4 separate regions of the Homo sapiens genome follow, and regions 2, 3 and 4 are each linked to region 1. The links are chromatin loops, found by intact Hi-C in ENCODE. Cell type or tissue: K562. All regions are shown on one strand. Links, peaks and the distances in the headings refer to the core of each region. The heading gives the core; the rest is flanking DNA.

Region 1 (8,173 bases), core at 226-5,225:
ATTCCTCATTTAAATATATTCAAATATTAATATATTTATATTTAAAATATATAAATATATTTTTATATATTTATATTTAAAATATATATATTTTTATATATTTATATTTAAAATATATATATTTTTATATATTTATATTTAAAATATATATATTTTTATATATTTATATTTAAAATATATATATTTTTATATATTTATATTTAAAATATATATATTTTTATATATTTATATTTAAAATATATATATTTTTATATATTTATATTTAAAATATATATATTTTTATATATTTATATTTAAAATATATATATTTTTATATATTTATATTTAAAATATATATATTTTTATATATTTATATTTAAAATATATATAAATATATTTTATATATTTATATTTAAAATATATATAAATATATTTTATATATTTATATTTAAAATATATATAAATATATTTTATATATTTATATTTAAAATATATATAAATATATTTTATATATTTATATTTAAAATATATATAAATATATTTTATATATTTATATTTAAAATATATATAAATATATTTTTATATATTTATATTTAAAATATATATAAATATATTTTTATATATTTATATTTAAAATATATATAAATATATTTATATTTAAATATATTGATAAAATTTGATGATATAACCTAATATAATGTATAATAATTTAAATATATTTTGATTTATTTTTGCTCTTTCTATAGTGCCACTTACTTGGCTTGGCCAAATTCATAAAACAGGAACTGGGATAGCATATTGTAATTATTATTATTTCTATTTTTTTTTTTGAGATGGAGTTTTGCTCTTGTCGTCCAGGCTGGAGTGCAGTGGCGAGATCTTGGCTCACTGCAACCCCCACCTCCCAGGTTCAAGTGATTCTCTGGCCTCAGCCTCCCGAGTAGCTGGGATTACAGGCGCCCACCAACATGCCCAGCTAATTTTTGAATTTTTCGTAGAGACAGGGTTTTGCCATGTTGGCCAGGCTGGTCTCAAACTCCTGACCTCAAGTCATCCTCCCGCCTCGGCCTCCCAAAGTGCTGGGATTACAGGCGTGAGCTACCGCACCCAGCCAGCATATTATTTTTAATAGGGAATATGTTCCTTAATGCTATCCAAAATTTTAATTAAGATGAGAGGGATAGAAAGGAAGTAATTAATAATGCTAGGTGTTCTATGTATATTATCTCATTTGCTTCCCAAAGCACTTTGAGATAAGAGCATCACTCTGCTATAGAATTTCCCCAAGGTGAAGCACTTTTAAATGGTGAAGACAATGATCTCACCAAGGTCTGTGTGATTCCAATGTCCTGTCATTCACAGAACAGGTTATTTTCAGCATAAGAGGAAAAGTCCCTTATCTTGGAACTTATTTTGGAATTATTCACCTCCCTCACTTGTTAAACATAGACTCCATGAGTTTCTGGAGTGCACACAGCCCTGCTTCAGTCGCTGTGGGGGAACTGAAGGGAGGAGGAAGTGATTTGTATGAGGATGTACAGAGAACTGTTTCTGTCCAAATTTCCTGGAAAACCCCGGCAAACGCAGTTTCTTTGCTTGAATCCCACCTAGCGTTGAAGGTGCTCCATTACTCACTCTTACCAATTATCTTGTTAATTGATTTTTCCTGCCAAATTTTCCAAGTAATTGGTTCGGTGCTGTCTCACTTTTATTATTAGAAACCTGGCATGAGAACTTTCACTAATTTAAAATATTTATGAATATATAGGAATAGGCATTTGTTTTAAGATAACTTGCCGACATGCAAAATCTCCTGTTTTCCTAATCCTTTCTGGCTTGTTTTAAAGATCATAAATTACAGATCTGTGGAAAATAAAGGAGAAAACTTACAACACTTTTATCTTCATACTTTCCACTTAGGTTTGTGCCATTTTCAGCACATATTGCATGGTTGTATATTTATGATGTAAATAATATGTTATATGGTGTGACATTATAAAACCACTTGTTTCTCTAAAATATCATAAATATTTTATCATATCATAAATATATCATTATTATATCATGTATCGTAAAATATATTCAATCAAAATTATTGAGCAATACATTAAAACTTAATGAACTATTAAAGCAATTCTAAATGAAAGGGTAAGAAACTTTCCTATTGTGATATTTAATATATATAAGCATATATAAACACAAATATGTATGAAGAGTGTGTGTGTGTGTGTGTGTGTGTGTGTGTATATATATATATATATTTTATTTTATTTTATTTTATTTTTTTGAGATGGAGTCTCGCTCTGTCGCCCAGGCTGGAGTACAGGGCGCGATCTGGGCTCACTGCCACCTCTGCCTCCCGGGTTCAAGCAATTCTCCTGCCTCAGCCTCTCGAGTAGTTGGAATTACAGGCACCTGCCACCACGCCTGGCTAAATTTTGTATTTTTAGTAGAGACGGGGTTTCACCATGTTGACCAGGCTGGTCTCAAACTCCTGACCTCGTGATCTGCCTGCCTTGGCCTCCCAAAGTGCTGGGATTACAGGCATGAGCCACCGCGCCTGGCTGATAGATGTGTTTTTCATACACAGTCCCTGGCTTATAACTCCCATAGCTCTTGTTACAGTCTTTTGTCATAATGTTGGGGCAATTCAGGCCTCAGAAACAGGCGCCAGAAAAGAGAATCTCTCCCTCCGACCTTTCCTTGCCCTCCTTTTACCAGCCCAGGGCAGGACTGGAACCATCCGCAGCTGTTCTGACTGTGGGTTATAAGACCCGGATTTCAGAAAGAGTCCTGTCCATCCCCTGGAGGAAGGAATGCTGCACAGGGAGGCCAAGAAGAATCTAGACCGGCAGGCCTTGCAGGGTCTCCCCACTCCATCTTTTAGCGTGAGATCAAAGCCTTTCTGTCCCACCGCATTTCAACACGGCTGTCCATGCTTCCATCGTGCCTATCCCAGGAAGTCTCCATAGAGGGCCCCAGAGGACAGGGTTTGGGGAGCTTCCAGGTTGCTGAACACATGGAGGTTTCTGATGGGCGGAGCACCCAGGGAAGGCTTGGAAGCTCCGCGACCCTTCCCCCATACCTCGCCCTCTGCATCTCTTCATCTGTATCTTTTGTAATATCCTTTATAATAAACTGGTAAATGTGTTTCCCTGAGTTCTGTGAGCCACTGTAGCAAATAACAGAACCCAAAGAGGGAGTCATGGGAATCTCAACTTGAAGCCAGTCGATCAGAACTTCCGGAAGCCCAGACTTGAGACCGGTGAGTGGCAGTCCTGTGGGACTGAGCCCCCAGCCTGAGGGATCAGACACTATTTCCTGGTAGACAGCGCCAGGGTTGAAGAGCAGGACACTCAGCCGGTGTCCACTGCAGAACTGATTGCTTGCTTGGTGCGTGGGGAAAAACCCCCGCACATTCCGTCACAGAAGTCTTCTGTGCTGACTGTTGTTATTGAATGAGAGAATAGAAGAAGCATGTTGTTTGTTCTACACTTAGACCGAATGCCAAAAATTAATACCAAGCATTTAATGAATCTGGGATACTAGCATTGTAAATGATATCTTGGTACAGAAGCTAGAATTACAATGGCCTGGTACAGTAAGAATGGAAATGGGAAGAGAAGATATTCACGTCATTAGCTTTCTTTTCTCCCTAGGGCTTAATATACACAAGGCCATAGAGCTAGACCCAGGCCATGGAGGAGCATGGAGGACCGCAATTCTAAAAGCTTTGCCAGCTTAAAAGTAAGTGCATCCAGGAAGCAGCTGAAACTTCACGCAGATTTGTGGATATAGACATGAAGGGAATATGGCTTCCTTTGTAGTGAGTTCTGTCTGCAGATGGACACTCAAACCATGAAAAGCTCAGCCTACGCCGGGCAGTCGACATCGTGGCTCCGGCCAGCAATTCTTCCACTAGATTTAATGAGAGCGTGGAAGTCCCTGAACAACCTGAAGGCACATTTGAGGAGAAGCACACACTCAGTCAGGGAATGGAGCCAGAATTTCATCTGCTTGAGATGGAAGTGAAGAAATTTCTGGAGACTGGAGTGGATTATAGGAGAAAGTACCAGGGTTTAGCCTGTGCTTAAAATGGAAATTCCTCGCATTCTCATTTCAGCTTCTCTGAGGGAGGAAGGGCATTCCTGAAACACAGCTGAGTATGTAACAGGCCACGAACCTTGGTGACAACCAGGTAACATCCTTGGTCATAGAGGCTATGTCGGTTTCGGTTACAGTGATGCACTTTTAAACAGTTTAGGCCATCGCTAATAAGCTTCAAGTCTCAGCTTTTCTGTTTGTAAGTTAAAAATTTGGAGGTAAAAAATTAGTGCTTTCATTTATAGTACATCACAATATTTCCAAGAAATAGCCCGACAGGGAGAAACTTTCCTACAGTCACGAACCATTTGACTCCTACAACTCCATCTTTGGAGGCTGCCAGCATGTTCTGAGTCCAGGGCAGATCCGATGAATAATTTTCCTGCTTCTCATCCTAGAATATCTGCCTGCCTCACAGGATCAAGTCCAAGCCCCAAACCTGCCATTCAGGGACCTCAATTCTGCATCCTACCTACTGCTTCAGCTGAGGCTCCTGCGTGCGGTGCCTGGAACACGAGCAGCAGGGGCTGCCTCCGCACACCGGCGCGCGCACACCCGGTGTCTTTGCTCATGCAGTCCTGGGGCCTAGGACGCCTCCTCCTGCTCTTCCTTGCCTTGCTCATATCTGCTCATTCTTCAATTCTTGGCTGGTATCATCTCTTCCAGGAAGCCTCCTCCTCCGGGTCTGTGTGCCCTGATAGCTTGCTTCCTCTATGTTATTTTATTAAAAAGATCGGTTTATGTGTATATCTCTAAACTTTACAAGCTAAGTTTTTGTGTGTTTGTGTTTTATTTATTCTTTTTGAGACGGAGTCTCACTGTGTCACCCAGGCCGAAGTGCAATGGTGCAATCTTGGCTCACTGCAACCTCCACCTCCTGGGTTCAACCAATTCTTGTGTCTCGGCCTCCCGAGTAGCTGGGATCACAGGTGCCTGCCACCACACCTAGCTATTTTTTTTTTGTATTTTTACTAGAGACAGGGTTTCACCATGTTAGTCAGGCTGGTCCTGAATTCTTGAACTCAAGCGATCTGCCAGCCTCGGCCTCCCAAAGTGCTGGGATTACAGGCGTGAGTCACCACGCCCGGCCTACAAGCTAAGTTTTAATTCAGCAAATATTTTTTGTCCGGGCTCTCTTCTGGGATTGGAGCCTAGACGGTCAAGGTCCCTGATCTCACCGGCTTATGTTCTAAAGAGCGACAGATGGGGAACATGTAAATGAACAAATTAAGCAATGATCTGGGAAGGAAGTGGTGCTATGAAATTATTATTAAACTGGTGGGTGGGACTCGTTGGGTAAAGGGGGAAGCAGACACTGAGATGGAAAGGGAGGAGGGCAGACTGGGCAGAGGAGAAGCCCAGCTCGGGCACAGCCTAAGAGGCCTGAGCTGACGTCCAGGAGCTCTGGGGATGGGGCAGCTCTCAGGGTGGTCCTGAATTTCGTTAGTGGGTTGGGTATTATGACCAACCAGTAGTCATGGGACATGAGCTCTCCGGGGAAGGGGAGGGAGCCAGAACTAATTGTCTTGGCAGAGGTGATTTCCCAGAGGGCTCAAGGCCATCCACAGGCAGGCCCCCTGCAGAGGGAATGGCAGTGCCTCCCCCTCGAGAGATGGGATGGTGTTGACAGTGCCCCCCAACAGGAGGGCAGGGGTCTTTGGCAGGGTGGTAAGGGGCGGTCTGACTGAGAAGAGGTCAGCTGGGGTAAGATCTGAAGGACAGGAAGGAGCCAGCCATGGGCAGTGACGACACAGAAGCGTCCTGGGGAGAGGAGCGGGACTGTGTGGTTGCAATGTCAGTGGGGACCCCCGGGGGGAAGGGCAGGACTGACATGGCCTTTGAGAAGTCTACACGTCTATGTAGAGGACGGATCATAAATATGCGAGAGTGGAGGCGAGAGCCCTTTTGGGAAGCTGTGCTTGGAAGAGGAGGCGGGCAAGCAGGGCACTGGCTGGGGACGTGGAGTCAGAGGTGGGCAGACGCTGGATCAGAGCACGGGGAAGGCCGTGGTGACCGGGGATTGAATGCAGGGTGAGGAAGAGCATGGAATGAAGGATGAGCTTTAGCTTAGCGGCTTGAGGAACTGGGCGGTGCTGTTGACTGAGGTGGGGTGCACCCTAGAGGAAAAGGTTTTCTAGGAGCAGCTAGCACTCTGCTTTGTGAAATTTGAGCTGTCCATTGAACAATCAGTGGAGACACTAAGGAAGCAGCTGGCTATTGGAGTCGGACCGAGGGGCGAGATGAGGGTGGGGTGTAGATTTGGGAGCCATCAGTATGTGGATAGTATTTAAGGCCACAAGACTGGGCTGTATGTTATGTGTCACAAAGGTGAAGTGTCTCAGGTGTCCCCACAAGCCGACAGTAAGTGCTGAACCAAACAACCACGGAGGAGAGAAACAGAAAGCAACAGGTCCAGGTTCGCTGACCACTTCCTTTTTTTTTTTTTTTTTTTTTGAGACAGAGTCTTGCTCTGTCACTCAGGCTGGAGTGCAATGGCATGATCTCAGCTCACTGCAAATTCCGCCTCCCAGGTTCAAGTAATTCTCCTGCCTCAGGTTCCCAAGCAGTTGGGACTACAGGCATGTACCACCATGCCCAGCTAACTTTTCTATTTTTAGTGGAGACGGGGTTTCGCCATGTTGGCCAGGCTGGTCTCGAACTCCTGACCTCAGGTGATCCGCCTGCCTTGGCCTCCCAAAGTGCTGGGATTACCGGTGTGAGCCACCACTCCCAGCCTCGCTGACCACTTCTTATCTTGCAAACTGCCACCACCAGAGTCTGGGCTACCGAGGAGGCCACTAAGGCATGGACCCCAGACCTGCTGGGTAAATTCTCCACCTGCCGTGCCTGTGACGCCTGCCAGAAGTGGGAACATGGGTGGGTGTTTAAGGATCCCCTTTCCCTCCCCACTGCAGACAGAGACCTGGCTGATTTTTACTAATTTTCTAAGGTTATACGTCACACATGTTTATTACAGAAAAGCATAAAAAGAAATAAAGTCCTCTTTGGTCCTGTTATGCCTAGAGCTACTCACTATGACATGGTAACATCTTGTTTCCAGTCTTTTTCTTCTGATTCTATTTTTTCCCACACACACATTTGTTTCAAAACAGACATATGTGCCACTTGCTTTGAAATTCTGATTTCTCACTGAGGATGGATGTAAACCTTTCCGCCATGCCTTCATAACCTTCATCCACACGAATCAGAGCACGTCTCACGGAGCGTGTTTGATGCACCGTCTCTGTTACTCCTCCTGCCCATGCTGTGAGGAAGTCCCATTGAAACCCATCTTATGAACGAGCAAACTGGTGCTCACACAGCCACAGTCCATGGCAGAGTCCTAACTCCTGCAACACTGCAGTGCCGGGCTGTGTGAAGCTTTACCACCGATTTATCACAAAATAAACCAATCTTTCTCATACTGAGGCCTTTAGACACTTCGATGATTTTCAGTTTACGCTAATATAAATAATGCTGCAGTTGGCACCTTTTTTCCTAAAATGTGTGTGGGGGTGTGGGTGTGTTTGCCTATTATATATTTCAGGTTAGTCCTTTAGGATAGATTTTCAAAGGTAGAATTATTGGGTCAAATAATATAAAGTCTTTATATAGGTATTGCCAAAGTGGTTTCCAGAAAAGTTACGCTAACTTATGATGTCCTCACCAACCTTGAGAATTATTATTAAAAAACAAAACAAACAAAAATTAAGGCCGGGCACAGTGGCTCACACCCGTAATCCCAGCTTGGCTTTGGGAGGCCAAGGCGGGTAGATCACCTGAGGTCAGGAGTTCGAGACCAGCCTGGCCGACATATAGTGAAATCCCGTCTCTACTAAAAAATATAAAAATTAGCTGGGTGTGTTGCGTACACCTGTAGTCCCAGCTACTTGGGAAGCTGAGGCAGGAGAATCTCTTGAACTCGGGAGGTGGAGGTTGCAGTGAACCGAGATTACGCCATTGCACCCCAGCCTGGGCTACAGATCAAGACTGTCTAATCTCTGTGCTTTACACCCTTGTCAGCGAAATACCAGGCCTGTTTATCCCAAACCATCACATATCTTCTCCTGGGAAGGGCCCTTCCGTGTTC
Region 2 (8,173 bases), core at 2,130-7,129, 98 kb before region 1:
TTAGAGTGACCAACTTTTTCAGTTTGTTTATTTTTATTCTTAGCTTATTGGAGGTTTAAATTACGATGAAGTAAGAACTGTAATTTCTTTCATAATGTTTAAACTTAGGGCTTCCTTCTACGCTTATTTCTTATCCTGCAGAAAACTGATAAATGTTCACTCATTTTATCTAGTTTTTCTATAGTTAATTTTGTTTTTAGCTACTCAATCCATCTTACACTTATTTTTGGTTACAGTCCTCTGTGAAGATTTAAATGGATTTCCAAATAGCTAACCAGTTGTATCCAAGGCATTTGTTGAAAGATCCTTCTCTACCTCATTGATTCCCATGCAGTCTCTCCTACATCGAATACCAATAAACAGACATGAATTGAACTGTAGGGGTCAATTCTCTAACTATTCCTTTGATAGATGAGAAAGCTGACAGCTAGAGTGTTAAGTGACCTGCCTGTCACTCAGCTGGTCAGAACAAAGGAGGGCTCCACCAAGCTTGTGTGCCCCCAGCTCTTTCCTTGGCCTTGCTCTCTTGGCCTCTCCACCTGATCTCCTCTTCCTCTCCCAGAGGCTGCACAACGTTACCCTGCATTACAGACCAGCCTGTCCGGCCGCTGGTTAAAGACCCGCAGGGAGGATGGAAGCTGCGCCTGAGAGCTCCTGCAAGTTCATTTGTGCCAACGTATTCCCAGGTGGGAATGAGGGGAGCCAGGTGGATGCCAAGCCCACTTCCCGGGCCTTACGTTTCCCATTCAAACATGGGAGACGTGCTCTTGATACACATAAGGGCATTGATAGTTTACAAATCTACCTATAGGGCAGTTTCTGCAGGAGGAACAAAAGCAGAGAGGGGGAGCAGCCATTTAGATTCTTCTAAAGGGATACATTACCTGTTACAGATTAGGGAATGGAAGGCCTATGATGGTAGGGAATTGTAATTATCTTCTTAACCCATTTATGCTGGAGAGTATAATTTTTTGAATTTTTGCATGAGTGAAAAATCAGACCTTGGTGATGACCTTGAGCAGGAGGATATAAATAATTCCCACATGCTTAGCGTTCCAATAATGGAACACTAAGTTCCATAAGTGGGTTAATGGTTATAACTCAAGTGCCAGAACAGGAATGTGTGCAGCAGTAGAGGGTGTAACGAGGCCTCTAGAGGCCCCGAGACCACCTTCCTTTGACAAAACTACGGCCTCTGACATGGGGTTGTGGGTGGCAGTCAGTGACTCGTTTCTTGCAGTGGTAATAGGAGAGTCCTCTCTCCAACCCAGACATTTGCTTGATTCATGGTTATTTTGGGTAAAAGTAAATAAAAGTTTCACGTTGCGAATTCCCAAACTTTGGGGAATTCCTTCATAAACTAGATGAATTCTGTGTGTCTTGAATTCTGCTTTTGCTTTTAGGTTATGAGCTCCTTCAGGGTCAAATATATTATAAATGAATTAGAAAAAATTGTGAACAATTATAAATGAATAAATAGAAAATAATTATAAAATCTGAAAAGGAAGATTCAGCAATTTTGCTTCTTCTAGAATTCTTTGAAAATACAATTGGACAGGCACAGAAGCTCACGCCTATAGTCCCAGCACTCTGTAAGGCCAAGGCGGGAGATCTCTTGAGCCCAGGAGTTGGAGATTGGTCTCGGCAACATGGTGACAAAAAATACAAAAATAAGCTGGTCATGGTGGTGCACATCTGTGGTCCCAGTCACTCAGAAGGCTGAGGTGGGAGGATCACCTGAGCCTGGGAGGTTGAGGCTGCAGTGAGCCAAGATCACGCCACTGCATTCCAGCCTGGGTGACACAGTGAGACTCTGTCTCAAAAATAAAGAAAATACAATTAAGTCAGAACAGAACGACTTAGGAGGGTCAGGAAAAACAATGAGGAAGTGTGTTTAGTGACACAAAGATGCTTACAATACAGAGTCTACAAAAATGTATATGAGTCTGGGAGCTGTGGCTCACGTCTGTAATCCCAGCACTTTGAGAGGCCAAGGCAGGCAGATCATGAGGTCAGGAGATCGAGACCATCCTGGCCAATACGGTGAAACCCCGTCTCTACTAAAAGTACAAAAATTAGCTGGCATGGTGGTGGGCACCTGTAATCCCAGCTACTCAGGAGGCTGAGGCAGGAGAATCTCTTGAACCCCGGAGGTGGAGGTTGCAGTGAGCCAAGATTAAGCCACTGCACTCCAGCCTGGGTAACAGAGCTAGACTCCAACTCAAAAAAAAAGAAAAAAAAATGTATATGATATGATCCAACTTTTTTTAATTTTTTTTTTTTGAGACGGAGTCTTGCGCTGTTGCCCAGGCTGGAGTGCAGTGGCGCAATCTCTGCTCACTGCAAGCTCCACCTCCCAGGTTCACGCCATTCTCCTGCCTCAGCCTCCCGAGTAGCTGGGACTACAGGCACCCGCCACCATGCCCAGCTAATTTTTTGTATTTTTAGTAGAGACGGGGTTTCACGGTGTTAGCCAGTATGGTCTCGATCTCCTGACCTCTTGCTCCCCCCACCTCAGCCTCCCAAAGTGCTGGGATTACAGGCATGAGCCACCGCACCCAGCCAATATGATCCAACTTTTAAAAGGCAAAAATAATATGTATCTCTCTACTTAAATTTTAAAAATTATAAATATTTTATTTGTAATATAAATAAATATATTGCACCCCCCAAGATTGAAATTCATGTTTCCTTCTATGTTTTTATTCTTTTACTGTATTATTTAACATATGTATTCACAAACAATGTGCAATTTATAATGTCTGAATCCTTTCGTGAGCTCCTTTCTACATTCAACACTGCGATTTTGAAATGTTACATATCTAGTTTTAGTTATTTTAATTGCAAAGAGTATTGCTTTGGATGACTACCCCAAAATTAATCTATTCCCATACTGGCGGACATTCACATTACTCCCAATTTGTTTTCAGTGCTACAGACAATGCAGTAATGAACACTGGACTTGGAACTGCTGCCTCATTCTGACATGCACACCTCTGATTTTACTATATATTAACAAATTGCTTTTTAAAATGGTTGGACAATTCACACTTCAGGTGGATGTTTGGGGTTAGTGAGATAATAGGAAATACTCATTTTCTTCTTTATGCTTCTCTGTATTTTCTAATTATTCTATCAAAAGTATTAACCACTTGGTCAATATATTTAACTTTTTTTAAAAAAAGAAAAACTTTTCTACTGCATTTTTTAAGATCACATGAGTATGTTAACATATGTCACTTGATATTGAAAAAGCTCTGTGACTTACTAGTGGACCCATTGTACAGCTAAGAAAATAGAGGCTCAGGGAAGTCATGACTTATTTTCTTTGGTCACTAACCTGCTCAGGTCCCTACCTTCTCTGATCCTCAGCTTCTTCCTGTCATTCACATCAGCCTAACTGATAACACTATTGAGGGCATAAAGTAAGATGAACAATTAGAAATACTAAAACATATTAAGTGATTCATATACATATATACGTTTAGAGGCAACTCGTTCAGCGAATATTTATAGAGCCTCTACCGCGTGGCCCTGGTGATCTTTTCTCACGGCCATGTTCTTTATGTCCTTTCACTCCTCTGCTTACAGTAAGAAATAACTAAGTATTGGGAAATCGAGGAGAAAATGCCTTCTTACAAACCCTCCAGCTTCCATTCCACTCAGTCCTTCTCATGGAAAGCAGCATGGGTTAGCAAATCCTTAGATTTACTGAGGCTACTTACAACTTCTTCTGTTAATCCTTGGTTCTAAGCTTTAACATTCATTTAATTCTCAAAGATCTGTAAATACCGACTCAATTTAGAGAACAAACATGGATTCAATACTAAAAGCCAGTGTGTTTGGGTTTCACATCATTGTCTTCAAAGGACTTCCTGGTTTCTAAGAAAGCAAATCCTGGCAAGGCTGGAGAGCTCCAGAAATCCAGCGCCTGGGCTCACAAAAGCCAGCCCTGACTTCGCGAAGAAAAAGCCTCAAACTGCAGAACACACCCGGCAAGCTGTTCTTATCGTTCCGAGGCCATTGCAGAGCCAGATACGGTTACACAGCCCTTCTGAAGCAAAGATACACTAAGTCTAGACAGGCCCTGGTTCCCTGTGATAAACTCCAGATCATCACCACCACAGGGCCCTGCTCCCAGCTACTTCATCTTTCCCTGTAATACCTCACACATCCAGTTCTCCTTCATTAGCTCTATGATAATGGCTTGACGTAGGTCCAAAGAGCAAAGGAACTTGGATTTGAAAGTCCGAGACCCCTCTGCAAAATACCATTGCTTCTTTCGCTTCAGAAAAGATTTTGGGAAGTGAATGAAACACATCCAGCTGTAGTTCTTCTGATGTTAGAATTACCATATGACCCAGAAACTCTACTCCTAGGAATCTACTCAGGAGAAATGAAAACACACATCCACACAAAATCTTGTACACCCACGTTCACGGCAGCGTTGCTCTCGATAGCCAAAGGCCGAAACAGCCCCAGTGTTCATCAACTGATGCGTGGATAAATACAATACAGTATATCCATAAAATGGAATATTCTCCAGCCACAAGAAAGAATAAATTAATTACTGATACATGCTACAACATGAATGAACCTCAAAAACATGTTATATGAAAGAAACCCGTCACAAAACACCACATATGGTACGATTCGGTTTATATGAAAGGTTCGGACTAGGCCAATGCATGGAGACAGAAAGTGAACTTGTGGTTGTCTAGGGCTGGAGGGGGCAGGATGGGGGAGTGACTGCTGATATGTACGGTTTCTCTCTGAGGTGCTAAAAATGCTCTCAAAGTAGATAGTGGTGATGGTCGCACAACCATGAATATACAAAAAGCCATTGCACTGCACACTTGCAATGGGTGAATTTTATGGTATATAAATTATATCTCAATAAAGCTGTATGTAAAAACAAAGAAAAAAACACTGGCCCCACAGAAGACAAAACATAAGCAGAGTCAGCCTTCAGTCCACACAGCCATGTCAACACATAGAGGGACATGCTGTTTAGATGAAGGAAATGAGCTGCAGAAAGGAGTCAGGGAGTTTCAGCCTGCAGGAAAAAGCCACTCCACCCTCACCCAGGCAGAGCAAGGTGTCCAGGCGAGGCCGGTTGGCAGGATGTTACTGCCCACCACAGCACTTGCAGGAAGTAAAACAGATCCCCCTCAACTGAAATGATCTCGGAGACTGGTCCTTAAGTAGGACTGGCCCTTACCCTGGATCCTGAGTATAGGCAATGGGCAAAGCTGGAAGGATACGAAAACCTGGCTAACACCCTAAGTTTCCCAGGCAAGAGGAAATCAACCCCAGGCACGCATGGTGACGGCAGCGACCGCCACCATCTAGAAGAATTAGGCTTTGTGCCTAAGATTGGGGAAAAGTCTTCGGTGGATCAAATATTTTGTTCTCCTTCCTGTGAGGCTGCTTTGAAAAGCTGAGATTAAACACTCTGCTGATGTTCCTCACCACCAGCGCTGCTCTCTGCCGTGTGTCATGGATGAACACATTTGCTGTGTTCACATGAAATGTGGGGAGAAGTTCCAGGGCTGAAATACGTGACAGACATGACACTCGTGCTATGAAACCAGCTTCCTCTGATAGCCACACAGCGGAGCTGACACGTCCTCCCTGAAGCAGGCTCGGGAGGCAGAGACGGCGTCTGATGGCTCCCCCGGTCCCTGCAGCCTGTACACAGTCGACACTGACAAAGAGCGTTCCCGAAAGAAATCTGGTGGATTGCCAAAAGCTTCATTAATTAATGAAATCAGTGGGGAGATAAATAATTGAAGGGAAAGAAATGGGTTCATCAGTTTGGCAACACTGAAATTTTCATGCATTCTGCCTAGGAGACGAATAAGCCCACAAGACAGGCATCAAGAATGGATGTGCCTTTTCTCCAGTTTTAGGTCTGGGAGAGTTTCCACTTTCCCAAAAGTCAGCCTTTGGCATCACGTTGGAGACGCCTGTTGCGAGCTCCCTGCAGACCAGCCACCTTAGCCAGTGGGCGTGGAGGCAGAGGTCTTCACTTTTCCTCTAAGTCCTTACTAAGAATTTTCCTGTGCCCTAAATGAGATGTTGGAGATGGGGGGAAAGTGGCAATGAAAACAGCACTTGTTTCTAACATGAACTTTGGATCAGGATAAAAGTAGTAAACTTAAAATTAGATGAATGCTAAAATGTTCCAAATATCCATCACCCGGTGAATAAAGAAGCAAGAGATGGTACAGCCACAGGACGGAAGACCACTAACAAGAAGGAACCAGTCCCGGCTCCATGCATGCCACGGGTGGATCTCAAGCATATTATGCTAAATGAACAGAGCCAGACACAGAACAATACATAGTGAATTATCCCACTCATAGGCAATACCTATCAAAGGCCAAATTACAGACACAGAAACTGGATCACTGATTGTCTGAGCTACAGACACATGTGAGGATGGATCCTGTGGGCATGAGGAGACTTTTGGGATGAGAGAGGCGTTCTAAGCTGGATTTTGGTGATGGTTACACAACGCCAAATTTACCAAAACTCATTGAACTATACACTTAAAATGGGTGAATTTATGGTATGTAAATTATATCTTAGTAATGCCATTAAAAAATTAAATGAAGACAGAAGTTTTTAAAACTGCTGAAATCCAACATCAAAAAAATGATCAAAGGGTTCTTGAAATATGAGAAGTCAATTTAAATTAATTTTCTTCATGGAAATTAAAAAGGAATGTGGACAAGAAGGAGAAAGAGAAGAAAAAAAAAGGAAAGACAGCGTTAGTCCCACCTTCTATTTCATATGGAAGTGAATACAAGCTTATTCTGTTGTTCCATTAGCTATGAACCCATCTGGTCCCAATCCCCAGGTCACCATCATATACACAAGGATGTGGTGACGCAGTCTGTCAAATGTTTACTTTACAGGATCACCCTTGCTCTGGCACTTTCTCAACTGACTCACCCAGTAACGGTACCAATGAAATAAGTGAGGTTAACTCAACATGATTTAGTTTTGGCGCACACATCCTGGCTCCATGGGATCATTTATTACTTCCTACGTTAAAACACTTGGAAGGAAAAAACTCCTGCGTGCCAGAATGAAAGTTCTAGTATTTACACTTCTCAACTTTTAAAAACAAGGAATTTTACTTATCTCCAGTCTTATGACACTTTTTTTCCTCCATGAGACCTCAAAGACTGAGAGTGGCAGTTCAGAGATGAAAACTCTACGTCCATTGTCTTCCCTAAAAAGTGACTTCCCTTGGCTGCAATAACGGAAGTAACTCAAAATGACTGCACTCCCATCTTCAGGCTGTTCTATCCTTTCCCATTTGAAAACAAATTTCCTGCAAACGGGTTGGCAGATTCTCCAAATACCTGAGAGTATCCAACAACCATTTTTAGACTTTTGTTTTGTACAAAGTTATCTTCTCTGAATCTATAAACTTTTCCACCTCTTGGTGGAAATTTTCAAATGTATATTTATGTTCATGTCTTGAATCATAAGACAAGCAAAATACAGAAAGAAAAAACACAACTAAAATTGACACAAGAGAGCAATAACCTCTCACAGTCCTAGAAAACAGGAGAGTTCTCTTATCTGGGGCAACTTCAGCTTTGGACTTCACCACCTATATATGTTGGGAGATGGTTCTTATTTCTCCTCCCCACCCCACTCCCCGCAAAAAACACAGAAACACCATCCACAGAGAGTCATTACTCAAGCTAGGTTGTAGCAAGACTTGGTTGAAAGTTTAATCACATGGCTAGATGTGAAAGACTTGGGGACTATTTTACCACAAGCATTTAATTTTTTTTTTTTTTTGGAGAATGAGTCTCACTCTATCGCCCAGGCTGGAAGTGCAGTGGCACAATCTAGGCTCACTGCAACCCCCACTCCCAGGTTCAAGAGATTCTCATGCCTCAGCCTCCCAAGTAGCTGGGATTACAGGCGCCCGCCACCAGGCCCAGCTAATTTTTTGTATTTTTAGTAGAGACAGGGTTTCATCATACAGGCAAGGCTGGTATCAAACTCCTGACCTCAAGTGATCCTCCCGCCTCAGCCTCCCAAAGTGCTGGGATTACAGGTGTGAGCCACGGTACCCGGCCTTAAATTCTTTTCAATTGACAAATAAAAATTGTACATATTTATGGTGTACAACATAATGTTATGA
Region 3 (8,173 bases), core at 1,615-6,614, 220 kb before region 1:
ATGACATTTAAATCACTGTCCCACATATGGATATATTAGAAAAACCCTAATGTTTTAAAATTTTTTTAATCATCAGCTGCTTTTACAAAGCTTTGCATGCATTTGTTTAGAGGATATTGCAGTCGAGATATTCCAGTACTACTGTGTGATCATATGAAAAAAGTTGGTTTTCTCTCTGTCAAAGTCAATAGGGTGGTAGACTAACTCACAGAGTGCCTTACTTCTTCCTCCCGATTAATCGTGTTCACTATATGGTGGCAGAATCAGTCCAGTCCCCCAGACCTCAAGCTGCATCTTCCAAATGGTTGGTGTCTTTTTAAGAGTCCCCGTGGGCTGGCTTTCCTGGAAGAAGTCCATTAAATTCCCTGCTTCTATAAGCTGCAGGAGTCGCCTAGGATATGGCCCGTCACGTCTGGGGATGACCCTGCACTGCTCTCCAGATTTCACTCAAGGTTCGTATTTTTCTCTGCCACCTTGAACTACAGAACAGGCTCTCAGTAGCGTGATAAGCTTTAAGCTAGAATGAGATGGAAAGGTGGGAAAGACAGACAGGAAGTGTAGCTCTTAGTCTATGGGGCTCTCCTTAGGGGACAAAAAGATGGCTTAGGCTCCGTGGGTTTTCAACTCGTAGAAAAAATAACCCTGGGAACCAAAGCAGTTGTTGTGTGCTGAGGAGATGGTGACCTCCGTGTGACCTGAACATGGGTGAAGGTATTTGAGGAGGCGTGATGAGCTTCCGTCCAGGAGTACCCGTGGTTGTCTGTGTCATTAAGGGCGCAGGGTGTAAGGAAACCAGGTTCCCAGGCTGCATAACAAAATTGTTCTTCGTGGACAGGTCAAATGACTGATGAGAAAGAGGTCCAGATCTCTCCCCAGCACGCCACATTCTCTTTCGGCTCTAAGGCAATTCAAAACTTGGCGCTCACTTAGTTATTTCCTAAGAGATTTCTGCCTGCATTCCTCCAGCCTGGAACCCAAGGCCCTAGCAGGCAGGCTGTTTGCTTGCTTGTGTGTTGTGTGATACCAGAGCCAATTCAGAAGAAAATTGAATGTCTGTGGGCCCCCGGATCTATGTTTTTAGAACTTACTTAGATTACTTCTGTGTTGAATGGAAGAATGAAAATGAGAAAAATAACACATTTTTAGTACGACAAGAAAATTTCTGAGCATTTTTGAGAGTAGCAACATAGAGGCAGCTTTCTAGTCTTTCATCCTTGGCTTAGTGCTTTAGGATTCTTAAAGTGTGCTCTTTTACCCTTGACACACCCCAAGAGGTAGATATCGTCACCCCCATTTTGCAGATGGGGAAATGAGTCAGCAAGGAAAAGTGTCTCACCCAAATCCTACAGCCGATGAGCTGCAGAGTTCAGGTGAATGGCGTAACTCAGCATCACGGACCCCTCCGAGAGACTGGCCCGATAATCCAGGCGCAGGTCCACTAGGGCGTGCTCACAGACACGCAAGGCTACACACCATGCACACCTCCACTTCTCCAAGGACCCCTCTTGCCTAAGGTCACGTCCTGGGCTTTTGCCCACAGATCTCTGCACACGGTGCTTCATGCCCTGTGCAGGGTGGGCAGATGTGCTGGGCGCTCCCATCAAGCCTGCCTGCAGGGCCGCCAGCGAGTTAACTCAGGCCCTAGGCTCTGCAGTACGCTCTTCCCACAAGTCAGCCAGGATTTTTTCCCTTTTTCACTTCTGTGGATTCAAATAATTCATTTGTATCAACAAACAAACAATGCATTATTGTCCTGTAAGCAGAGGGAGCTTCTCTAGAGCTGTCTTGTAACTCCTTGGCTTACCTAGTTTGGTTGATAAACAATGACTAAATGAGCAAATAGCCAAAAACATAACTGCATAGAATAGGCCTTATAATGTGTGGCCAGTTTTTGTATAGAGCTGTTCATTCCTTCTCATGTTACCACAGCAACACAGGCAGCTTTTCTCAGCAACTTTCAGCTGCGCACCTGGAGAAAGACATATCCTTCCTAACTCATGCTCCAAATACCTATCGGTCCAAGTGCCATTGGTGTCTTGGCCTAAGATGATTTAATAGCTAGCATTTGTTCTGCAAAAATAGCACTGCTTTTAGTTTCTTCTTCTTTTGCATTTTTGGCACCTGTTGGCTGACAGCAGTCTGCAAAGGCCGCTGGAGATGCTACAGGGCAGAACTATTCCGTGGAGTAAAATGGGAGCAGACAGGAGCCCGGAAGGAAGGCAGAAGCCTGGGGGTTTTTTGTACATGGGATGTCGGCTCTGATTTGACCCTCATCAGAGCAGGACCTGGCTCCTTTAGGGCTGCAGACAAGCTCTACATGCTGGGAAGGGGCGAGGCATTTTATAAAGTGAAACTGCATTTTATCAGGGGTGACTTTGGCTGTCACTGCTGAGAGGAACAGTCGATGCAAGCTCATCTCACAAATCACTGCAGAATGCCCAGGCTGTACGTTCATGATGTTTGTGTTCAATTTCAAGATCCATTTCTTCAGGGAGTTGGGTCCATCTTCAAGACTTACGCCAGGAGACTGCACTGCAGAGACCGAGCGAAACTCTCCCTTGCTGTGTGCCAGGGACACGCTTCGTTGGTCTCCACGCACGTGCTTGCCATCTCTGCTCTCACAAATGCTCACGGGCTCCTGGACCTGTGTCTCCTGCCAGGAGCTGTGCTGGCCTGCCCACCCCTCTCAGCTGCCCACACCTCCGCGGCAGCTGCCTCCCGTGAGTAGGATCTGAAACACCAAAGCCACGGGCAAGGGCAGGATGGAGGGGCAGCGGTCCATGTCAACATACACCACAGATGACCCAGAAAAGCACTTTAATTTTTTTTTCTTGGAGGCATAATTTAGTCATCTCACCTAAAGCACTTTTCACTTTATCTCTGGCAACCAAGGGTTACAGAAAACTCAGCACCAAAGGATGAAAGGGGAACTTGTCCCCTTCGGTCCCCAGCCCTGCCCTCCCCTGCAGCCTAAAATACCCTTTCTATGATCACAGAACAAAGTTCACACTCACCACACAGCCATTCTCACACACACTCGCACAAAAAGAAAACCAAAGCCCACTAAAGCACATGGGGAAAAAAAGATTACAAAACATCTTCCTCCCCATCCGGCCTTGAGACCAGACTCCCTGGCTGGAGAGGTCGTGACTTCCGCCGTGCCCAGCAGGGGCTCACCCAGCCTTTGTCACCGTGTCCCACTAAGGAGGATATGCAGAGGCCACCAGTTCCCCAAGGTTCCCTTCGGATGGTGACACCTCCCTGAGTCAGTCATTCAGTTTCTGCTTGCTGTCAGAGTTGCCGTAGGCAGAGCCCTTGTCAATTTCCGTCACACCAATCATCCATCGAACTCCCACGGAGGCTGCAGAGACAAGGAGAGCAGAGTTAGGAGTAGCCCAAACAGACTACAGGGCCGTTTTCCCACAGAGCAAGTGAGAAGGCCCGTGGCCGCAAATCACAAGCGCCAGCTCAGAGCTGGCTGGCGGGTTTGAGGTGCCATCATCCTGCCGGCTTTACAATCATCCTTGAGTGTGGACATCCATGTGACATTAAGACAAAGCAAGGCTGCTCTGGTGGGGGTTTTCCTCCTTGGACCCTGAAGGTGAATGATTTGGCAAGCCATGCACAGCCGTTCGCAGGGACTCAGAGAAATCCCTGGCTTCCTCTGCTGACCCCCAGGTAAAGAGGATTCTTTTGTGAATAAGGGACAGGAAGTTAACAGGGCATGTTCAGCGAAGTTTTATAAAGAACAGACCAGGAGCCTGGAAGACGCAAGAGCTCGAGTATCGAGTGCCCAACACGTTTCAGCACTGCTTTTGGTGCAAGCGTTAGAGCAGTGAGAAAATCCCCGCCCTCTCCTCTGACGGCAGGATTTGCCTACACCAGAGAATGGGCAGGACCCTCGTGGGAGCCCAGTTTAATATAGGAAGCTGGAAAGCAGGGCCTAATGCTCAGAAGTTGCAATTTCAACTACACCCTCTGGAGCGGGCAGATGTGGTGAGGTCCTTGGGTGCAGGGCCCAAGACTTAATCATTTGATGTGCTCAGCACTGGGCATGGGGCTTGGAAAACAGTCCATTTATAATACATGCTTAAGAATGGATAGACGAATAAGTGAATGAAATCCCCCAAATCATGATGCACAGGATTATCTAGCATTAGCATCGCGGTCGATAAACTAACTGGGACATGGATGCAAGAGCCTGGGATGGGCGAATCCAGCCCAGCCAGCAGGAGGCACGCATCTCCCATGGGTCATTTACAAACTGGAGGGCTCCTGCATGGAGCGTAACAGTAACAGTGAGAGTGGAGTTATTGTAGAGCAGAAAGAAGTGAGTAAAACGTGGACCGTGTGGCCTTGGAAGAGGAGTAAAGAACACAAACACAAAGTCCTTCAGGGAAGAATGCAGTCAGGCGCAGGCTCAGAGTAATGGGGCACGGCAGTCAGCTCCTCAGATGCTCCTGGAGACGCCGTGTCCACACTGCACCCCTCAGATGCTCCTGAAGACTCCCTGTGTCCACACTGCACCCCTCAGATGCTCCTGAAGACTCCCTGTGTCCACACTGCACCCCTCAGATGCTCCTGAAGACTCCCTGTGTCCATACTGCACCCCTCAGATGCTCCTGGAGACGCCCTGTGTCCACACTGCACCCTGGGCAGTGCTCAGGCTTCTTTTTTTGGTACTCGCTACACAGCTGGGTGGCCCTGTCTGCAGCCTTCATCCTGAAGGGGCCCCTCTCCAAGACGGCGTGGGTGTGTGTGTGCCTTGCTGTTGCCTGCTATTGAAGCAGAAGGGTTGAGCTTGCCCCCGCCCTACCAGGGGCCCTGGCACCTGCAGCTGCCCCGGACCCTTGGCCAGCCTCAGCATGGCGGGGCATGGGGGTGCCCCTGGACCTGCCTTAAGGAGATGAGGTGCTTTCTTCTCCAACCTCTTATTTTTTTCCCTTACACGGTGTGGGTGTTGTTTTAATATTTTAATTTTTAACACTAAAATACATCTTAATCTTTCAAAAGACTGTATAGTAGGGTCTATTTGAGGAACAGGAGCCAGCTTGTCTACTGCACCCATATGCTGCAGCATTGGTTGGCTCAGTCAGAATGAATGAGCTAGGTTTATGTGCTGTGACCTGTTTTGGTGGTTATGATTCATTAGGTGAAAAGGCGAGCTGAAGAAACTCCACTGATACGGGTTTATAGATGCACATATGCTTGAGACTGGAACCACCACGTGCATCAAATTGTCATTAACGATTATCTGGGAAGTGGGCTCAATGGGAATGGTCTCCTGACACACTTTCCATTTTCTGCGCTTGTCTATTGCTTGGGCCTTTTATAGTGAGCATACTGCATCTTTGTGTTTGACAGAAAATAACTGAGTCCTGTCCATTTGGAAGAAGCACGTGATCTCTGTGTGCTTGGACAATGTGCCGTCTCTCCCGGGCTCTCCAAAGCCTCAGAGGACGCCAGGCTTGGGGAGACAGGGCCTTTCACAGGGAAACCCCAAAGTCTTCCTTGGCTCCAGGAAGCACGGACCTGCTGTTCACAGGGCAGGAAGCAGGCACGACAGGCTGCCCCGCCAGAGGCAAGGAGCAGGGTGCACAGGGGCTTGCCACCAAGAAGCAGCAGTAGCCCGAGAATACCGGTCACCTGGAGCCAGCGCAGACCCATGAAAAGCTCTGTCGCCGAGTGTCTCCACTCAGTGTCATCCACCTGCAGCAAAGGAGAAGCCACAGGCGCCCCCAGAGGAAGGCAGGGAGCTGCCCATCCGTCCCCGCCAGGCTCCAGCACAGGGCTTTCTTCAGAAGCAGGAAATGATGCCAATGAGCAGAGCTGTCTGCGGAGGACAGGGAGGGAGCACTCCCAGCTGTCGGGGAGTGAAGTGGCAGCTGCATCACCACCCAACAGGGAACGTGTGGAATCCAGCCCCAGGTGGGAGGCTGGACCGTCCAGGCTGCGGAGGGGGTCCCAGGCCTGGTATTCGAGGGCCTCGCACTCATCCTGAAGTCTAATCTTTCCCTGTGATTGCAAGCTGAGCCTGCTCCTCATCCACGGCACAACTGCCTATACAGATGGCCTTCGTCCCAGCCCTGATGCCACCTCTCCCAGGGTGGTGCTGTCAGCACCCACCAGCCCCTTGCCCTCCACTCACCCACAAAGAAGACGAGGATGAAGCTGGCCAGCGTCAGGGAAGACCCGCTCCTGATCATGCTGACCAGGAACTGGAAGAAAGGGTAGAGCACCAGCGAGGCCCAAAACAGCCAGTTCACGAGGGTCCAGGGCCGCCGGGGGGGCACCATGGGCGTCTCTGGGAAGGTGCCCGTCCTGTAGTACTCCTCCTGAAAGGCATCCTGGGGGACAGGAAAGAGGACCCTCAGACGCCACACGGGGCTCGGTGGCAGGTCCCTCCCGAGGCCCTGCTTCCAAGGGAATCGCAGAGATACACAGGTGCCACCGGGGCTCGGCAGAACTGGGGTCTGCAGCTCCTTCCAGAAAGCACTTTGTAGGCAGCTGCTGTCTTCTCAAAGCTGCATCTGGCCGCCCCTCCCACAGGGACACTGGGAGTGGTGGGGCCGCTGCAGCTGTCACTGAGTGCAGGGCGTGGAGCATGAACCCTGGCGCCAGGCCAGCCTGGGCTAGGATCCACCCTCTGTGGGCAGGCACCTGCATCCCTGAGCCCAGGCCCCAGTCTGTCTAATGGGGCAGCAGTGCCTTCCACGATAGGTCGGCGGGAGAATGGAGTGGATGCTGCGCCGAAGCTGCCCGCAGGGGACACTCGGTGGAGACCTGGCCCGCAGTCAGGAGGAGCTCGCCCAGCCCGGCCCGGCACATGCCCCGCCTTCCCGGCCTCCACAGCCAGTTCACCTCGGGCAGCCCACCCGCACCTACCACCCTGTTTGCCACTGGAGGGCTCTGAGGGCCGTGATTCAAGGCATCATGAATGACAAAGGGCTGGAGGGCTGCTGGGTGTGGCTCTCAGAGGTGACAGCACACTCAGGACTGGGTGTCCAGGGTGACTCTTCTAAGTGATTGTTAGACCGTGTGAAAGGTAAACAAACAGGCTCATGTCCTTCCACTAAGCAGATCCTTAGTGGGAACCATGTACTCATCCACATCCACCCACAGGGTGTGTGTGTCACCGAGCAGCTTGCAGGGCAGTTACTCCAGAGCCTCATGGCGCTCCTTGCAGTCCCTGGGTGAGAACAGGGGACTCACGGCCCCACATAAATGCACTGCGAAAGAACGCGGTGGCTCTTCCCTGGGTGTCTCATGTCACGGAGCTCCCGCTCAGGGACTGGGGCTCAGCCGCAAGGAGCTGCTGAACACAAGGGAGGGACCCAGGAACCCAGGTCAGCAGGCGTGCTCAAGCGGCTGGGAGCTGAGCTGAGCCAGGACCTGGGGGGAACAAGGAGCTGTGGCACCAGGATGCCCGCTGGCCCGTCTAAGGGCAGGTCCTGGCCGTGAGGAGGGGCCAGGGCAGAAGCTGCCTGCAGGGAGCAGAGCTGAACCAGGCAGCCACAGGGAATTGCCCAGGTTGTATGGTGGGCAGCTGCCTCAGCTATTGTAAAAGCTGCACGTGGCCGATAGCATGCACGCCACACAAAAATGGGTGTGGGTCACAGTGAGGCCCAGTTTGTGTCCCATGAACTAGCCTAGTAATGTCCCAGTTCTCTAAGGAGTCGAGTTTTCTGGAAAATGAGCTTCCTTATAATTGAAACTTATACTACTTAAATGCTGAATATTTTCCTTTAACAACTTGAGATAGAAAAGTCTAAAGTATCTCATACTTTTCTTCTTTTTCATTCAGGGTGTACTGAATCATAGGCTTTCTTGGCCTCTCAGAGGCACTTTTAATAATAGTCCACACACTAGGCCATTTTGGAAGGAGAACCCCCAACCCCTTCCCTGGGCAGTTCAGGTGCCTCTGCTCTGTCCTCGGCCCCCTGCAGCCCATTAACAAGCCTGGTCCGAAGCGTCACTTGTCGCGTGACTCTGCTGTTGGACATCAGCCAAGAGAAGCCATGGGGGCTCTCAGGGGAAGTCACATCATCAAGCAACTGAAGAACAATCAACGTGTGTGCCAAGCACTCCTACCCTCAAGCAGTGAGAGCGATCAGATGGTGGAGGAGACAAGGAGGTGAGCACCATGACGGTCAGCAGCACAGGCAATGCCCAG
Region 4 (8,173 bases), core at 1,775-6,774, 250 kb before region 1:
TCCATTTGACTGTTTGGTTTGATGATTTTCTGTGGACCATATTAACAAGTTGCATTTGTTGCCATTTTTGCTGGCAGCCATTCATCGGAACAGCCCCCGTCCTATGAAGGTACCTCGATGCCATAGTGACCCTCCTAACCCACACCTCATTATCCCCACTCCAGAGGGATTCAGGTATTTGGTGCTTATCTAGTCATTTGCTTTACAGAGTGCCCTCCGATATGCATGCTCATACTTTTGAAACTACTAGATGCTTGCTCTGAGAGCTAAATACCTTTTCTGCATTGTTCGTACGTAAAAGCTCTTACTTGCATTATCTTGAAACCTTTAGTCGCAAAAGAAAAAGACATGCAAATTTAAAACAGACCTGTGCCTTTCAAGATAACTTCGTTTCTCAGCTTATTTATAACCTCAAGCTACTACATGCTTTCTGGCTGTGGAGTCATTTTTTCCTTTCCTGCCTTTGAAAAATAACCTTCAGAAAACAAATTTGAATATGGATAGTGTAGTCAACATTTGAAAACATACTAAATATCACTAAAAGTGGAGAAAAACTGGAATGAGCTTTCCAGATTCAATTTTTATCTGCATATGTAATTACAAAGCAACTTAAACACTAAGTGAATTCAGAAACTATAGTACATTCACGATAACTGCCTTGAATGTGGTGGCATTTCTGCATCTTGAGGTAGTGAGCACCTTCTCTCGCCTGTATAATCAGTTTTTAAAAGTTTAATTTTATTTGACAATATTTGCTAGATAAGGACCACAGTTTTTTGTTTTTTTTTTAAAGCTTTGAGGGGACCGGGGTGCGGTGACTCACGCCTGTAATTCCAGCACTTTAGGAGGACGAGGCGGGAGGATCACTTGAGCCCAGGAGAACAGCCTGGGCAACGTAGCAAAACATCATCTCTACAAAAAATACAACAAAGATAATAGCTGGGTATGGTGGCCGTGCCTGTAGTCCCAGCTACTCAGGAGGCTGAGGCAAGGAGGATCACTTGAGCCCAGGAGGTCAAGGCTGCAGTGAGCTATGATTGCGCCACTGCACTCCAGCCTGGACAACAGGGTGCGATGCTGTCTCAAAAAAAAGAAAAGCTTTGAAGTTAGGTTTTTTCTTTTTTACACCTAGACTCAAATCTCAAAGAACAATTTGCATTTTATATTTTTAAATATATTTCACCCCCTTGCCATATTTTATTTTTAATTGAAAACAATTTTCAAGTCCGTTCCCTCTTCTCACATGTGTTCCTGAAGCTTTTCTTCTTGTCTTAGCACTCGGAGCATGCCTTCCGACGCGCGGAGCCATGGCAGCCCTGCTGCTGCTGCTGCTGCTGCTGCTGCTGCTGTTGCTGCCAGTCGGCCCAGCCCCTCTGGTGGTGACTCTGTGCTGCCCAAATCCATCAGCAGTGCCCATGATACCAGGTAGTCTCACCCCACCAGTGTCCCGTACCCTCACCACCCCTTACATGCGCTTACACAGCAACCATAGTGTTAGGGTGTGTGCCGGCTGTGGTTGGGCTTCTTTGCTGTGGCGTGTGAGTGATGCTCTAGGGCCTTCCGCAGGTTGTCACGGCCCAGAGGCTCTGGCACTGACCAACACGAATGGATAACTGTCTGATGTCAGTATTTCTTTGGAGCTGATATTAGCCAAAATGACTAAAGACTTTGCGAAGAATAACTTGATGGAGTATCATAGGAAAGGACTGGTCCACAACAGAAGGGGACATGAGCATTTTGCCTCACAGAGAGAGCCTGGAGTCACAAGGTGGTTAAAAGATGGCATCTAGTTAATGATCTGATGTGGTAACATTTTATTTTTTGGGAAGATCAGTTTTCTAGCCAAATACTCTATTTTAAATAATTGTTGATTAGAAGTAGTTTATAGAAGTGGAAAAATGAGTTCATGGGGTTTGTATGTCATATGGAGAACAGATCAGTACTTGAGAGAACTCTCAGACAACTTGGCAAGCCCCAGAACAATTAAGTCTCGCATTGTCTTTTGTGTAAGTAAGGAGGGTCTTGTAGGTTTTCCCATTCTGGTTATATTTTGGCAGAGGATTTCATCATGTTCTCCTATCCTAAGTGGAGGAAGAGCTGTTGTTCTCTCTCAATTTCACACTTGTACCTAAGTAGGAGGAACGCTGTCAGTATTCCCATCTTCCAATGCAAGTCAAACCAAACTATGTAGATTGGGGGTATGTGATCTAAAAAGATCAACTTCTGATAGAACCCAGGGCTCTGTGTTCAGCCCCGAGGAGAAAATAGTAGAGTTAACAGGAAGATGATGCCTGGCTTTAGATTTTAAAACAGACTAAAATGTTTTTACACTTACTTTAGTAACAGTCTAAAATTTCTACAAATATTTGCAGTCATTTCACTCATTAAAATAATTAATACTTCTAAATTTTAGTGAGAAATGTCTATAACCTAAAAAGTACCAAAGCATTTTACAGCTTAAGCAGTCAACTAAAAAAATTAACAACATTGAACAAATTCCCATTTAGCTTCCTAGTTTTTACGTTTAGAGCTTTTCATGGCAAATATCTTCATATATGCTTTTATATCCCTGTGAGGGCTGCCAAAACTGTCTTCTTTATTCATACAGTACAGACTGAAGAGAAGTGATTTGGCCTAAAACACAGTCATAATTGAGGAGGGCATTGGCCACCCTGTGCCCCCTGCATCCCACACCTGCTGTGTCCATGTTCACATGAGACTGCTCCCGAACTGGACAATAGGGAGTGACCTCCCTCTTTTTAAAGGTTGATGCACTGTGTTTTAAGGCATTTGTAAGTTGGTGGTGTGGTACATTATGTGTATTTTAGTATAAGAGTTAAATACTACAGTTACCCTTTTCATGGAGTTTAGTCTTTGCAGAAGCAGTTTTTCAGCATTTCATCTTAAACGCTTATCAGTAGCATTTCATAAGTATTCATCTTAAGTTTGTACATACTTAGACAATCGTTGATGTTTAGAAATTTTAATAGTATCATAGCATGGTATCTTGAAGGACATTTTTTACTCAGGATTCCCGTTTACTTTATGACCGTCTGTGTGTGTGAGATGGTAGGTAGAGAAGAGCACAGCCACGTGAAGAGGTGTGGGGTGGTTACCAGACTCCCTCCTGCATTCAAGCCCTGCGTAAGCCTCAGTGCCTTCACAGTGAGCCTGGTTCATGGGCCCGTGAGTCACTGGTGGATTCGGCCCACTGCTCCCGAGGCAGACTTCACATACCCAAGGGCTTGTGTCTCAACACAGCTGTGGGTTTGTGAATGTGCCACGGGGAGGCAGAATGACACCAGTGTGTGCATCCCTGCCACAGCCATGGGGTGTAGCCCTTGCCCGTCTTACAGATACATCAAAGTTCAACTTCACTTGACCCTAGAGGTTTCAATAAGTATTTTTAATTGATTTTACTTGACCTAGGAAATATCTGTTCTGGGCTTAAGTTATCTTATCATCGTTTGTAAAAACACTTTGCAGTGGTGCTCTTGCTGAGGCTTGCTCCTGCTGGCTCTCAAGAGCTGATGGCGAATGTTTGAGAAATTTTGCAAGTTGTTATACCACAGAAATTGGCAAACTCTACAACCCACCTCCCCATCCCCGACATCCCCCACCAGAGCTAGTCGTTCAACATTCCCCAATATGCCACTTCATGAGTATATGTTCTTGCTTTTTACCCGTGCAAAAATCTCTTAAGGACATGGAATTGGCTAGTCTCACTTGTGGGAAATCGGAAAAATTAGAGGTGTTTAGTGACTTCTTGGTCTCACCAGTGGTCTTTGTTGCTGCTTAGGAGTGGAGTAGGCTTCCTCACTTCAACACCAGTGGTTTTCCCGTCAGATAGTGCCGAATTTTTTATGAACTATATGGCAGTAGAAATGTCCCCATCACTTCAGACTTAACAAGTGCTATACTAGATTTGAGGGCTTAGGGAAATACCAGAAAAAAATGCATATTTTATAATTTGTAAATGTCTGTGCAATAGATCATGTTGCCTTCAACCTATCAATGTATAATAAGAGCATAAATGCTACCATACTTCATTATACCATTCACTTAAAAATATATACTAAATGACTTTAATAAACTAATGCCATATTTATTTGAGGTTCTTTGATTATTCGAATTACAATTTTAACACATTCCCTATTTAGTTTTAATTTTTACTCTTTATGGGTTCATTCTGGTTGCTGAACATTTCACTTTATTCTGGAAAAGCACCTCATTAACTTTGTTCTTTAATATATTAAGCTTCCTGCTCTTTTGCACTTTTGCTTGGCTACTGCTTGAGAAACCTTTAGGTATTCCCTTCCATTTTCTTACTGAGAGATTTGGAATCTTTTGGACCATGAAATGATTTTAGTACTTTAAATGTAATTAAGTACATAAATATAATTTGATGGTAACTTTAAAGATCAGCAAGATTTGGTTAATAACAGTTTTATTCACCCTGGGCTTAAGTTATGGAGCTTTTCACATGTCAGTAACATTTCAATAGTGTTGTGTTTTTATTTCTGTTGTTAATATAAGACAAGGTTTTATGCAGGCAGGTGCTCTCAGGCTCGGGTGTTGGCTATGGAGAGATGAAAATGGAGCCCTCCTTCCAGACTCTAGAGCTCTAACAGACTCCAGAGGACGGTCTCCACAGCAGCGCTGTTCACTTAGGGGGCTGATTCTGGTGGGTCTGTCCTGTGCGTTTTCCGCTGCCCACTAGATGCCAGTAGCACCCTCCCAAAAGTGTCTAATACATTGCTGGAGGCAGAGTTGTTCCTGGCAGGCAGAGTTGCCCCCAGTTGAGAATTATTGCTCTAGAAAAATCTCGCAGATCTTTCATTTTAAGTTCTATTGAATTGATAGCTCAATTATTAAAAATATTAAAACAGGGGTTCCAGCGTTCCTGAAAATGATCGATTGGCTTCCATAGCTGCTGAATTGCAGTTTAGGTCCCTGAGTCGTCACTCAAGCCCCACGGAGGAGCGAGATGGTGAGTGTTTTAAGGTGTTAGCTGCATTCACAACCAGTCTAATCATTTGTCTCAGTTCACCAGTTTCTGTTGTTAATGCCTTTATGAGGATTCCTTGAAGATTCCTTTTTTTGGTCCTTTCTAAAGGAATGAAGAGTAAGAAGCACAGAGCTTTATGAGAAGACTTACTGCTGAGCACATTGGCCTTTTAATACAGATGCCTTTTTAGCCCTGTTAGCATTTTATAGGTCTACTTTTGTTGCTTTAAAAATATTATTATTCTAGATATTTTAACTGTTGAATACTTTTATTCATTTAAAAAATACAAAAGTGACACTGTGTTTGTTGATCGTATGTGAAAGTTTTATTTATAATGCAGCCCTCAGGAACCACATTGCTGCTTCCATTGGAGTAGGGCTGGGGCTCCTGAAGCTAACATCTTGAATGAAGTCCCTAAGGAATCCACTTTTTGCACAGTATTCTGTTGTCTGTTACTCGTGAAAAGATGAGTGTAGTTAAAATCCTGTAACCCCATTAACTTCTTAGTTGGTGCAATTTTTAGAATTGATTGCAAAGATAGTTTCTCACACCTACATCAAACACACTAAAAATTAATAACCAGAAAGGCAAACAGGTTGCTTTTAACCATTACCTTTCCTTTCAGTTGTTCTCAAATAAGCATATTTATTTCATAAATCTTAATTTGTATAAAAATAACTTCCTGCAGAACCAGCATATCCAAGAGGAGATTCAAGTGGGTCCACAAGAAGAAGTTGGGAACTTCGGACACTAATCAGCCAGAGTAAAGGTGAGAGAAAGAGTGTTGAAGTTAAAAAAAAAAAAAAAAAAAAAACACGATTACACATAAGGGGAGCAGTTTCAGGTAAAACTTGATTTAGCTTCTGAATTATTAGGCCTCCTCCATTACTATTTTGTGATCTCACAGCTCTGACATCACTTTCTATCATGTACTGTGTTTGTGTACATTTCCTATTTCTAGTAACAAACTACATGCTCCTTTGGGTCTATAATATGTTTTACTCATCTTTATATTCTTAAAGCAACTTAGCATAATTTTTTGTCCATGGTAGGAGTATAATAAACATTTGTGAAATAACCATTCATAAATTAGACATTGAGGGAAAGAACTTACGAAGCATGTGATTAATATTATCAAAAGAACAAATAGCAGAAAAATCATTGGTCTAGTATTTAATGATCTATAAAATGCTTTCATGTCTTTTTTTGCTCAACAATATTGAGCAGTAGGCAAAATAGATGTTCTCTTTTTATAAATGATAGTTTCTAAGCAGCCCAATAATTTGGCCAAGGTAGTAAATGAGAGGGTGAGGACCAGAAGGCACTTGTCTCAAGTCTAGCGCACTCCATGGCAGCTTCCCTTTGAACTTTGTGTGACTGACCAGAAGAGTATTTGTCTTCCAAGGCCTAGAGATGTCTGGAAGGATTTTGTGGAGGGAGGAGACTGGGCTGGCCCTTTGAAGGGATGGCAGGTCTGCAGCAAGCCAGGAGGCAAGGAATAGAAGGAAGTGTGCACCCAGAGGCCTCGTGACTACAGGGGAGAGCCACTGGGCGCAGATGCCAATGCAGGAGAAACTGGAGAGTGAGGGGAGATCAGATCATGGACAGCCATCAGTGACTGCCTAAGTAATGAAGGCTTTGCCCAGAGGTGGTGGGCAGCCCCAGAGGCTCTTGAGCAGCTGGTGTGTTTGGGATGTGGGAGGCTGGGGATGAGTAAGACGCTGAGATAGTATAGTCTGCTAGCCAGAATTGAGGAGAAAGTGGGCAGATTGGTTAAAATGCCATTGCAGAAATTCAGTATAAATAATACGATACTGGACTAATGTGGGATTTAAAAGAGGTAATGGCAGCAAGAAACAACTTTGGTGCAACCACTGACAAGCCTGGTGACAGAGTAGGTGTGTGTTGAGGGTTCAAGTGGGGGAGTTTTCCTAGGCTTGAGCCAGGTGACAGGAAGACAGTTTCTTCAGTGGCTCACATGTAATCAGCAGTTCCCACGGATACCAGGTCTTTGCCATATTTTTCAAATCAAGTACTTTGTGGTCAAGTAAACTTGGGAACCACTTGGAATTATGTTTCTCTTGTGAGAGTTACAGTTCACATTGACATATTAAAGACCAAGGGCTGGGCACGGTGGTTCACGCCTGTAATCCCAGCACTTTGGAAGGCCGAGGCAGGAGGATCACCTGAGGTCAGGAGTTCAAGACCAGCCTGACCAACATGGAGAAACCCCATCTCTACTAAAAATACAAAATTAGCCAGGCAAGATGGCACATACCTGTAATCCCGGCTACTCAGGAGGCTGAGGCAGAAGAATTGCTTGAACCCAGGAGGCAGAGGTTGCGGTGGGCTGAGATCGCGCCATCACACTCTAGCCTGGGCAACAAGAGCAAAACTCCGTTTCCAAAAAAAAAAAAAAAAAAGCAGGCACAGTGGCTCACACCTGTAATCCCAGCACTTTGGGAGGCCAAGGCAGGTGGATCACGAGGTCAAGAGGTCGAAACCATCCTGGCCAATGTGGTGAAACCCTGTCTTTACTGAGAATACAAAATTAACTGGACGTGGTGGTGCGCGCCTGTAGTCCCAGCTACTTGGGAGGCCGAGGCAGAAGAATCTCTTAAACCCAGGAGGCGGAGGTTGCAGTGAACCAAGATCGTGCCCCTGTACTCCAGCCTGGTGACAGAGGGAGACTCCATCTCAAAAAAAAAAAAAAAAGGAATCTTGAGAAATTTTTTTTTAAGCGTTTCTCAGAAATATTTGTCAGTGGAGCCCATGGCCTCACTGCTGTCAAAATCTTGCCCTGTGCTGGGTAGATTTGCAGTGTTGTATATTGAGGTAAAGGAAACAAACTTGGATCCGTATTTTAAATAAATGAGTGTAATAAGAAATTATAACTGGACCATTATAAATCTTTTAGAATTTCTCTTTTCAGATTAACCTTAGAGTCATCCCAGCCTTCAAGGATCTCTTCATCTGAGCCAGAAAACATAGGCTCTTGGGTAGCTAATTAGGATATGGTATGAAAAGTGTTGTCATAGAGAAGTGGACAAACCATGGTTGTCAATTTATGGGTTGTGAACCATTAGTGGGTTGTAAAATTTTAGTAGGAGTGATCAACATTTTTTAAAAAAGAACAGGATGAAATCAGAATCACATGTAGTAAGG

The links. Peaks named below come from ENCODE experiments on the same cell type or tissue, not always from the same donor. Only the 100,000 strongest peaks of a DNase experiment are listed, where the experiment ranks them.
Region 2: it touches region 1 in a loop (2.9-fold over the local background); 2 of 110 quality-filtered maps call a loop at or near these places.
Region 3: a loop joins it to region 1, with 8 times the contacts of the local background. A loop is called at or near these places in 4 of 110 quality-filtered maps.
Region 4: a loop joins it to region 1, with 2.9 times the contacts of the local background. A loop is called at or near these places in 6 of 110 quality-filtered maps.

Annotation. Positions count from the first base shown.
Region 1 is chr6:161,350,533-161,358,705 of GRCh38, forward strand. The region is part of intron 11 of PRKN (parkin RBR E3 ubiquitin protein ligase); the gene reads right to left. It overlaps LOC124901457 (a long non-coding RNA gene), which reads left to right and starts at 3,147. Exons shown (of 2, transcript XR_007059862.1): 1 at 3,147-3,244; 2 at 3,639-4,830. RefSeq lists enhancers at 4,122-4,622, 6,265-6,559. In K562, for the core only: CTCF peaks have their summits at 1,579 and 2,958; DNase peaks (open chromatin) are centred at 1,529 and 2,949.
Region 2 is chr6:161,250,990-161,259,162 of GRCh38, forward strand. The region is part of intron 1 of AGPAT4 (1-acylglycerol-3-phosphate O-acyltransferase 4); the gene reads right to left. Among named protein-coding and RNA genes, the nearest start is that of AGPAT4, 19 kb to the right of the region's middle. In K562, for the core only: no CTCF peak of the experiment used is centred there; DNase peaks (open chromatin) are centred at 3,593, 4,062, 4,732 and 6,904; H3K4me3 peaks cover 589 bases.
Region 3 is chr6:161,133,274-161,141,446 of GRCh38, forward strand. AGPAT4 (1-acylglycerol-3-phosphate O-acyltransferase 4) reads right to left here. Exons shown (of 9, transcript NM_020133.3): 8 at 6,149-6,347; 9 at 1-3,361. The coding sequence ends at 3,267. LOC124901455 (a long non-coding RNA gene) reads left to right here and starts at 6,343. Exons shown (of 2, transcript XR_007059860.1): 1 at 6,343-7,193; 2 at 7,805-8,173. In K562, for the core only: a CTCF peak has its summit at 4,231 (motif pointing right); DNase peaks (open chromatin) are centred at 4,224 and 6,600.
Region 4 is chr6:161,097,003-161,105,175 of GRCh38, forward strand. It overlaps MAP3K4 (mitogen-activated protein kinase kinase kinase 4), which reads left to right. Exons shown (of 27, transcript NM_005922.4): 16 at 78-174; 17 at 1,276-1,425; 18 at 4,890-4,990; 19 at 5,697-5,777. Among named protein-coding and RNA genes, the nearest start is that of AGPAT4-IT1, 61 kb to the right of the region's middle. In K562, for the core only: CTCF peaks have their summits at 3,291 and 4,709 (motif pointing right); no DNase peak of the experiment used is centred there.